Linked DNA regions of Homo sapiens: region 2 is linked to region 1. Evidence: read pairs that join two places in POLR2A ChIA-PET (ENCODE). Cell type or tissue: Panc1. All regions are shown on one strand.

Region 1 (5,000 bases):
TGAGAGAGAATATATTCCGAGTCTGATTTTGCAGTGCACTTTCTCCTGTGTAGAATGCTCATGAGAAGGGAACCATCTCTGCAGAACTTCTAGAACAAGTTTTTCTTCCTGTGGTATTGAAAAGGATGGATTGGATGGGTGCATATTTTCCCTTCTATGGAAACAAGAACTCTGTAGGGTTCCTGTGAATCAGGAAGCCGTTACAAAGCTACAAGTATGACGGCCAGTTTTTAAAAAATGAAGTACGTATAGTTTATTTAGGGGAAAAAGAAGGAAAAGAAAAGAGCTGGAAATAGTAATATTTGCTTTCAAAATAGAAATATGAGCCTGAAAATAGAAATATTTGCTTTTCTGTATTTACATACACATCTGGTTTTTCATTTATTTTGTGTGTAAAGAAACCTAATAGGTGTGACTCGCTTCTTCATCTTGTGATTGTGCTTTTTTTTTTGAGACGGAGTCTTGCTCTGTCACCAGGCTGGAGTACAGTGGCATGATCATGACTCACTGCAACCTCCACCTCCCGGGTTCAAGTGATTGTCCTGCCTCAGTCTCCGGAGTAGCTGGGACTACAGGTGCGCGCCACAAAGCCCAGCTAATTTTTGTATTTTTAGTAGAGACAGGGTTTTATCATGTTGGCCAGGATGATCTTGATCTCCTGACCTCGTAATCCACCTGCCTCGGCCTCCCAAAGTGCTGGGATTACAGGCGTGAGCCACCGTGCCCAGCCGATTGCGCTTTTTAAACCTTGGTTTCAGCTTTGATGTGACAGTGCTTGGGAATAGAATAATTTTCCTCCTTGGGCTTGAGCTCTGTTAATCATTTGGTAAAGATCTTTCATTGTCAAAAAAGCCAAGAGGCAGGCCTAGTTAATATTTGCAAACCGAGGAAATATTTATTACATGAAATATTGTTCCACTGATGGGTTAGTGGAAAATTCTGGGATAAGATCATTTCTTTCATGACTAATGAAGAACTGTATCTTAATTACTTTTCTAGAGGGTTTTTTTTTGGTTTTCTGATCATGGATTTGAGATTCAATTTTTATACTAAATGATGACGATGGTTAATATCAACTTTTTTTTAGCTTAGAGATACCTGGTTTATTTAATAAGTTAACAGGGTTTCATTCTCAATAATAGTGTGACTATAGACCGCTGGGCAGCAGACTTTATTGAACCAATAAAACTTTATTTGCTTGCTCTTAAAAGCTCCGTTGGAAAGACCTGGGGGTAGGCTGGACACAGTTATTTAACACAGAATTTCTAATACCTTTCTTTGTAATGAAAAAGGGCCAATTTACTTACTGGCTGTGAGCTGTAAAAGCATTTCCATTGATGTTAATGTGGGCTTGACTCCCTCAGAGTTGGTTCATTCCAGAAATGGTTCTTGGATCTTGAGAGTGGGGAGGGTGGTTCTTCCCAGCAAAGCTGAGTGACTTGCCCAAGGGCTTGTGATAGAGCCTTGTAGACAGTGCCCTTACTTGCCTTTGTGATTTGAATGATCATCCAAGGGAAAGTAGAATCAGTTTTAAGGAATATTTCAAATTAGCAAAATTGGAATATCCCCGGAAGGCTGGGTTCTACGTTTTATCATGAAGAATTGGTCAGACACCAACATTTTTGAGTGCCAGAGACTTGCAATAGGATGTCTTACAAATGTTATGTGTATTTTGATAGGCTAAGGTTTTTGTAGCCACCACTGCATGCAGTGTAAACACTCCATGAATTATTAGGTTTTCCTATGTTACCAGAAAAGGGTCCCATTCTAGACCCCAAGAGGGGGTTGTTGGATCTCTCACAAGAAAGAATTTGAGGTGAATCCATAGAGTAAAGTGAAAGCAAGTTTATTAAGAAAGTAAAGGAACCGGGCCGGTGGCTCACACCTGTAATCCCAACACTTTGGGAGGCTGAGGCTGGCAAATCACCTGAGGTCAGGAGTTCAAGACCAGCCTGGCCAACATGGTGAAACTCCGTCTCTACTAAAAATACAAAATTAGCTGGGCATGGTGGCTCACGCCTGTAATCCTAGCACTTTGGGAGGCCGAGGCAGGCGGATCACCTGAGGTCAGGAGTTCGAGACCAGCCTGGCAAACATGATGAAATCCCGTGTCTACTAAAAATAAGAAAAATTAGCCAAGTGTGGTGGCGCACGCCTGTAATCCCAGCTATTCAGGAGGCTGAGGCAGGAGAATCACTTGAACCCAGGGGGCAGAGGTTGCAGTGAGCCAAGATCTTGTCACTGCCCTCCAGCCTGGGCAACAAGAGTGAAACTCTGTCTCAAAAAAAAAAAAGAAAAAAAAAGGTAAAGGAATACAGCTGGGTGTGGTGGTTCATTTCTGTAATCCCAGCACTTTGGGAGGCCGAAGTGGGCAGATCACTTGAGGTCAGGAGTTCGAGACCAGCCTGGCCAACATGGTGAAACCCCGTCCCTACTAAAAATACAAAAATCAGCCGGGCGTGGTGGCACATGCCTGTAATCCCACCTACTTGGGAGGCTGAGGCACGAGAATTGCTTGAAGCCAAGAGGCAGAGGTTGCAATGAGCTGAGACCATGTCACTGCACTCCAACCTGGATGACAGAGCAGACTCTGTCTCAAAAAAACAAAAAAAAAACCAAGCAAAGGAATAACGAATGGCTACTCTATAGGCAGAGCAGCCCCGAGGGCTGCTGGTTGCCCATTTTTATTGTTACTTCTTGATTATATGCTAAATGAGGGGTAGATTATCCATGAGTTTTCCAGGGAAGGGGTAGGCAATTTCTGGAACTGAGGGTCCCTCTTTTTTTTTGTTTTTTTTGAGATGGAGTCTCGCCCTGCTGCCCAGGCTGGAGTGCAGTGGCACCATCTCAGCTCACTGCAACCTCTGACTCCCGGGTTCAAGCAATTCTCCTGCCTCAGGCTTCTGAGTAGCTGAGATTACAGGCGTGCGCCACCATGCCTGGCTAATTTTTTGTATTTTGTATTTTTAAAAATTAAAAATTATTTTTACATTTTTTGTATTTTTAGTAGAGATAGGGATTCACCATGCTGGCCAGGCTGGTCTCGAACTCCTGACCTCGTGATCCACCCACCTCGACCTCCCAAAGTGTTGGGATTATGGGCGTGAGCCACCGCGCCAAGCCTTTTTTTTTTTTTTTTTTTGAGATGGAGTCTCGCTCTTTTCGCCCACACTAGAGTGCGGTGGCACAATCTCGGCTCACTGCAACCTCCGCCTCCTGGGTTCAAGTGATTCTCCTGCCTCAGCCTCCCGAGTAGCTGGAATTACAGGCACCCGCTGCCATGCCTGACTAAATTTTTTTGTACTTTTAGTAGAGATAAGGTTTCACCATGTTGGCCAGGCTGTTTTCGAACTCCTGGCCTCAAGTGATCTGCCCACCTCAGCCTTAGAAAGTCCTGGGATTATAGGTGTGAACCACTGTGCCCGTCCTGTCTATAAACATTTTAAAATGCTGCAACACAGACTCCTCATTTGTCACTATAATACTGAGTACTGAGTGTGTGGACCTGTAAGGGTCTCTTTTTCTCTTTTTAGTTACAGGGCTTGACGTTTCTAGGACTAACCAAGGAAGATGCAGTTGGTTGTGAATCACTTCTTCCCATGCTGAAATGGCAAGTTTATGACACTAAAGATGCAGTCCAACAGAGTAGTCACTGTGCTCAGCATCAGTATTTTTTTTTGCCTCCATCATCTTGCTGAAACAGCATTGGTGTAATAAAAATGAACCTCTACACCTCTTTAAAGTGCTTTGGATTTGGACAAATTTATGTTTTATCAAAGGTTAATCCTGACAAATTATAGTCAATGATTTCTGGAAGGTCTGCTACAGGTGCAGTTGAATTAATTGTATACTGTGCATAGCCGGATGTATACTTTAGGAAAGATTTACTGCATTTTTTGTGGCAAAAGTAGAACTAGAAAACTGGGGATGCCCAGTAAAACCACAGTGGGACCAGGAGCTTGACCCTACTGTGCAGATAAATGATGTTCATGAAAGGTTAAGTTAGAGCTCTAATGTTCCTCATTGCAGCACTCTACTGCTACCTCTGCCTAAAAGACAAAATGAAAAGGGGAAAAGTCACAAAGGCAGGGAAAAAACAGGTAACACTAGAGTTGTGACTTTTACCCGCTTTTTCATTTTCTGTTTTTGGTGGGAAGGTGAAACCTCTATTCATTTATCTGCTGGAAAGAAGTCTTCTTTGTGTTTTCAAGACAGGCGCTTCTACCCATTGTTTCTAGAAGCAGGAGAAACTTTATTTCTCTAGTTCGGGGATCGCCCAGATGCAAAAGAGGACGAAATGAGAAGTGAGCCTTGAGAGAGGAATATAAATCAGTGTTACAAACAAACAAACAAGAGTATTGAGCACATAGCTGCTCAAGATGGCTTGACAAATGAATAAATTATGTAGGTGCAGCCCTGTGTTAAATAAAGGAGTTTATACTCTGAGACACACACATGACAGACACAACAGCAAATCTTGAACATGTGCATAGAAGTTTCTGAACTTTCCACAGAGAATGGTTTATTAGTGTGCTAGGGCTGCCATAAGAAAGAATCACAGACTGGGTGGCTTAAACAACAGAAATTTATTTTCTCAGGCTGGGTGTGGTGGCTCACACCTGTAATCCTAGCACATTGGGAGGCCAAGGCCCAGCAGATCACTTGAGGTCAGGAGTTCGAAGCCAGCCTGGCCAACATGGTGAAACCCCGTCTCTACTAAAAATACACAAAATAAGCCTGGCATGGTGGTGGGTGCCTGTAATCCCAGCTACTTGGGAAGCTGATGCAGGAGAATCTCTTGAACTCGGGAGGCGGAGGTTGCAGTGAGCCGAGATCATGCCACTGCACTCTAGCCTGGGCAACAGAGCGAAACTCCATCTCAAAACAGTTCTGGAGACAGGAAGTCCGAGATGAAGATGTCAGTAGGGCCATGAGGCAAGGATCTCTCTCAGGCCTCTCTCTCTCTGGCTTGTAAATGTCTATTTTCCTCTCTATGTGTC
Region 2 (5,000 bases), 350 kb after region 1:
ATTCAGAATGAAATGTAGTTCCAGATACAAAAATTATTTCTGAAAATAACCTCACTTCTTTAAAACCATTTCTGTTATATGTTGATTTAAAAGCATTTATACTGATCTCCAGTCAACTTTCTCTTTCTCTTGGTGTTCCTTCTTCATCCCTCTCCCCACTCTCTTTCTCTCTCTTGCCTGCCCACCTGCCCGCCCCCCTCCCTTCCTCCCTCCCTCTCCTTCCCCCTCCTTCTTCCTTCCTTGCTTCCTTCCTTCCTCCCTCCCTCCCTCATGGAATACCCAGAACAATACTGTCTAATAGACATATAATATAAGCCACATGTGTAGCCATGCTAAAAAAAAAAAAATGAAGAGAATTAGGTGAAATTGATTTTAATAACACACTTTATTTAACCTAATATATCCAAAATATTATTTCAATATTTAATTAATATAAAAATTAATGAGCTATTTAACTGTATTTTTCATAGTAAGTCTGTGAAATCCACTGTTTTAAACTTGAGATACATCTCAGTTTGGACTGATCACATTTCAAGGACTCAAGAGCCACATGTGTCTAGTGACCACTGTATTAGACAGTGCAGACCTAGTGTATTTGGTACCAAGCACGTAAAGTCCAGAAAAGGGCAGCCCTCCACTTTGCTTCATGGACAGGACAGATCAATAAAGGATGAATGATGGCTGTGAGTACCTGGGGAGGAGCTGTGCATAGAGTATTAGGGAAGCCCAGAGGAGGGGGTCCAAAGGCAGACCTGTGAGCTGGGGCCTCCCTGCAACTTACTTGGCTTGTTCACTACCACTAGATCTCATTTCTTTGAACTAGTCCCCTGTGGGGAGGCAACTGAGCTGGAGTTTGGCATGGGCCCCAGTCCATCAGACATTAACTTTTTGCCTCATGTATTAAGAGAGCCACTGGCAAGTTCACATTTAATTACAGGCTCTGCTCTGGCCACAGGTTTGGGAGCTGGGATTTTGGAATCACAACCTCACTGCTTTCTGTTCTGGTCTGCCTTTCATTCCCACACACAGGATGGCTCATCTAGCTTCCTGGAGATTGCTCTCCGGCCAGGTGCACCTCCTTGCTTCTTTTTACTGCAGTGCCCAGAGGAAGATGTAAAGTATGACTGAGGGAAGGGAAGGAAGAAAACATTTTTATTTTCTTCTTTGTCTAGACACCTCCCCTACTCATCTCTGGGAGGCAGCACCAAGAGCTCTGGTTGTTAATGGAAAGGTCATCAGGTGGCCTTCTGTGGATCCACCTTGTCCCCACCCTGGCCACTGTGCCTGACCTGCTTCTCAGGGATTTAGAGAGGTAGCTAATGTGGATGGTGTGGCTCCAGCAGTTAGGCAAGTGTGTGTATATCCAGGCTCCCTGCTTGGGGAAGGGTGGTAGAGAGATGTTTACAGATATCCAGCCAGGAAGTGCAAGGGAAGAGGAGGAGCTGTTTCCACTTACCCTCCTACCTCCTTTTGGCTTTCTCTTCTGGCATTGCCTACGGCCAAAAAGGGATGGGAATTTGGCAAAGTAAAAGTATCTCATTGTACTTCCCCACCCCTCCGTCTCACCTCCCTTCTAAGACTTTTTTCTACCCAGGTCACTTAATACTCAAAGACTGCAAATTCCTTTCCTACTGCTGATGTGGAAGAAGCTTGGAAACATGTTCCTTTCCAGGAGATAAGTGATACGGCAGAAAGACGGGTCAGATGAGGCCAAGGGATTGGAGCCAGAGTCTTACCAAACTCGCAGGCAGCTTGTGACTGCGGGCATGCTGTGCTGATGGAGGAGGGGAGGCCTGGGGGCTCCATGCTGTCGGGATTCCTCCCTTGATAAACAGAGTCAAGGTGGGTAGGGGGACCTTGTGAGAGGTGTCCAGCCCTTTAGAAGATTCTATTAGCATGTGTTGGCTTGTTAAATGATCTACCCATTGAGATTGGTGGCCTGGTCCAAGGCTTTGCTTCTGATACCACTTAATCTCTTTTAATATTTGAACTCTATACTATTAACATAGATTTCTTTGGGAACTGTATGCATTTTCCACCACAGGGAATCAAATCCAGCATATAAAGATGGCAAGAATCTCAGTAATTACCTAAATTCATGAAGAAGCCAAAGTAAAAATATTTCTTCTCTTGGGAATAATAAAATAAAATAAAATAAAATAAAATAAAATAAAATAGATGAGAGCTGAATAGCTCTTCTCCTTACCCCACACTCACAAATCTCCTAAAACTCAAAATTAATGTTACAATACACATTAGCAGATAGCATTTTTATCGATAAGTGTTAAATTAAGGAGTTAACACTGAGAAATTGAAACTGATTAAGAAAATGGAAAAGGCCACAGTATTTGAATGTCACATATGCATACTTATATTGTACCGTAGATACTGAAATAAGATCATTGTTACTGGTGCAGCCTGTGGTCAAATGCATTTTTTTTCTTTTTTTTTTTTTTTAAGACAGGGTCTCTTTCTGTCGCCCACGTTGGAATGCTGAAGTACAGCAGTGCAATCATGGCTCACTGCAGCCTTGATCTCCCAGCTGCTCAAGTGATCCTCCCACTTCAGTTTCTTGAGTAGCTGGGACTACAGGCATGCAATACTGTGCCTGGCTAATTTTTTAAATCTATTTTTTTTGTAGAGACAGGTTCTCAGCTCAGGCTGGCCATATGCATTTTGACACCCCAAAATATTTTGAATTATTCTTAGTTTCAGTAGATGAGATGAGTGATCATTTGAGTTCCTTCAACAGGTCATTAGACCAGACCAGAAGCGAGCTGTGATGATAACACAGGCTGTGGGCAGGCAGGCACCATGAGGCACAGTGAGAGCACCAAGACTGTGGGCTTTGGGTTTGAATCCTGGCTCCACTACTAATCAGCCCTGTGCAAGTGACTCAGCCTCTCTTAACCTCATTTATTTTCTGTAAAAATGGGAATTGTAGATTTATATTTATGGAGATTATTAAGATAATCTGTGTAAAATACTTAGTCCACAGTACCTGACAAATATTAAATTCTGAGGAAATATTAATTGCTATTATTACTACTTCAGCTCTGAAAATGCTGTTTTCTTGACAGTAAATGGCTGTTTTGTTTATTTCTGCCAGTAGCAAAGTAATATATTGATTGTTTAATGCCTTCTTGGCCTCTTTGAAAATGTTTAAAATTATGTTTACCTTTTCTTTATATCATTGCAGGTTTTGTGTGTGTGTGTGTGTGTGTGTGTATGTGTGTGTGTGTGTGTGTGAGAGTGAGTGCGTTTTGGGAGGCCAGTAATTACCCTGTGCAGATGGAGCTGCCCAAACAGTCTTTCCCATGGCAACTGAAAAAATAAAAAATAAAAGCAAAAACTTTGAGGTTACATAATTGCCTTCAATAGACTAGGAGGAGTGTAGAGATCATGACTTTTTTTGTGGGTTTTGGTGTTCTTTTGGTGTAAGGTGTTGGGTGAAGGTACAGAGGTCCTACTGAGTAACTGAACAGGATGCTGTTGCTTGCTTTGAAGTGAATAAATTGGTCAAAAGTACAAGTGGGAGGGGAAGTTGAGGTTTAATGAAGGAGGGCCATTATTAATGTTTCCATGGTTTTAGCAGTTTAAAAGTTGGGAGTTTAAATAATGTTGTTAGTTGTGGGGAAAACAGCCCACAGACATTCAGACATAGTTGAAGTTTAGTCTTTCAGTCTTCATTTTAATCTGAAGGTAGGGAGCCGAGCCTTCTGAATCACACAGCAAAGGGATTGCTTCGTAATTTTAACAGTCTGAATTATTGCATGCTCATAATGGCATAAGATTTGCATAGCTCCACCACTCTCATCAAATCCCAATTATCTGAAGATTGTTTCTCTTGGGAGGCAAAAGAATATTATAATTTTTGGGTTTCTTTTAATCTTCCAAAATGATTTATATTCATCCCCTTAAAACCTGGGTGTAACCAAAGGCACTAGGGCCCAAAGAACAGGTGTTGTCTTTCCAGAACATCCATAAAAGGATCCCTGTATACATTCTCTTTGCACCTCTTGTGTAGGGGTTAACATGGAAGGCTTCATTATTTGACTGGAAAGTAGGTTTGACTTTCCCACTGGAGATTTGATACTCTTAGCTCCAGAACCAAGAAAGAGAAGACTATTAGACTTTCCTTGCCCACCACCCCCTCCCCAACCCTGCCAAATGTATGCTAAGCCTATATTTGTTTTATTTCCAACCAATTTGTTGGAAATAAATTGGTTATTTATTTCCTTATTGGTTTTTCTCTCCAGAGACCCAAAAGATCATATAATGCCAACTCTATGTTATTGATAATAATCTGGGCATAGGAAGAACACGGAGAGTTGAAATCCACAAATCCTCCTAAAACCCAACATTCAAAAACCTCTTCTGCTCAGCTCTTTACATGTGAGCAAAGGAAAGGAGAATGAGAGATAAGATATTAAATGAGTACACGTGGCTCAGGGCACTTGGTGTCAGAAACTCTGCGTTACAATCCAGCCTCTTCCAGTTACCTGGTGAGCACTGGGAAATTTTTGTAACTCCCTGAGTTCTCCCTTTATCATTTGTCACATGATGAAAGAACACTTTAGTCTTGTTGGTTGTTGTATTAGATGAGATACGATATATGTGACGATTTGTAAATTTTGGGGCACTCTCCATGTGGTGCTCACTACTTTGTGTCATCTGATAGAGAGGAGGAGGAAGCATATATAACTAGCAGCCTGAGTAAATATTGGTTATCGTTTACTTCCAAATTGCCAAGAATGGGCCGTAAACCAACAATCTGCCTTGTTTAACCTCCATCAGCTACAATTGCCTCAAGGCCCCCAAATTGCAATTGGTAAGACAAAAACAATAAATGCAAAATCCATATTTGTTTTCTTCTTCCTTAACTTTTTTCATTCATGGTGGTCAATTGAGGTTATTAACCTAACTGACCTGCAAGGATAAACAAATGAGTTTTTTTTTTTAATCCTTTCTGGGAATCCTAAATAACTAGTTTCAATTGT

Evidence for each region. Peaks named below come from ENCODE experiments on the same cell type or tissue, not always from the same donor. Only the 100,000 strongest peaks of a DNase experiment are listed, where the experiment ranks them.
Region 2: POLR2A ChIA-PET joins it to region 1 with 7 read pairs; 2 of 35 experiments call an interaction of 5 or more read pairs at or near these places.

What each region holds. Positions count from the first base shown.
Region 1 is chr6:21,693,026-21,698,025 of GRCh38, forward strand. All of the region lies in intron 2 of CASC15 (cancer susceptibility 15), which reads left to right. Among named protein-coding and RNA genes, the nearest start is that of CASC15, 29 kb to the left of the region's middle. In Panc1, no CTCF peak of the experiment used is centred here; no DNase peak of the experiment used is centred here; H3K27ac peaks cover 835 bases.
Region 2 is chr6:22,042,053-22,047,052 of GRCh38, forward strand. The region is part of intron 7 of CASC15 (cancer susceptibility 15); the gene reads left to right. Among named protein-coding and RNA genes, the nearest start is that of NBAT1, 100 kb to the right of the region's middle. In Panc1, no CTCF peak of the experiment used is centred here; no DNase peak of the experiment used is centred here; H3K27ac peaks cover 1,010 bases.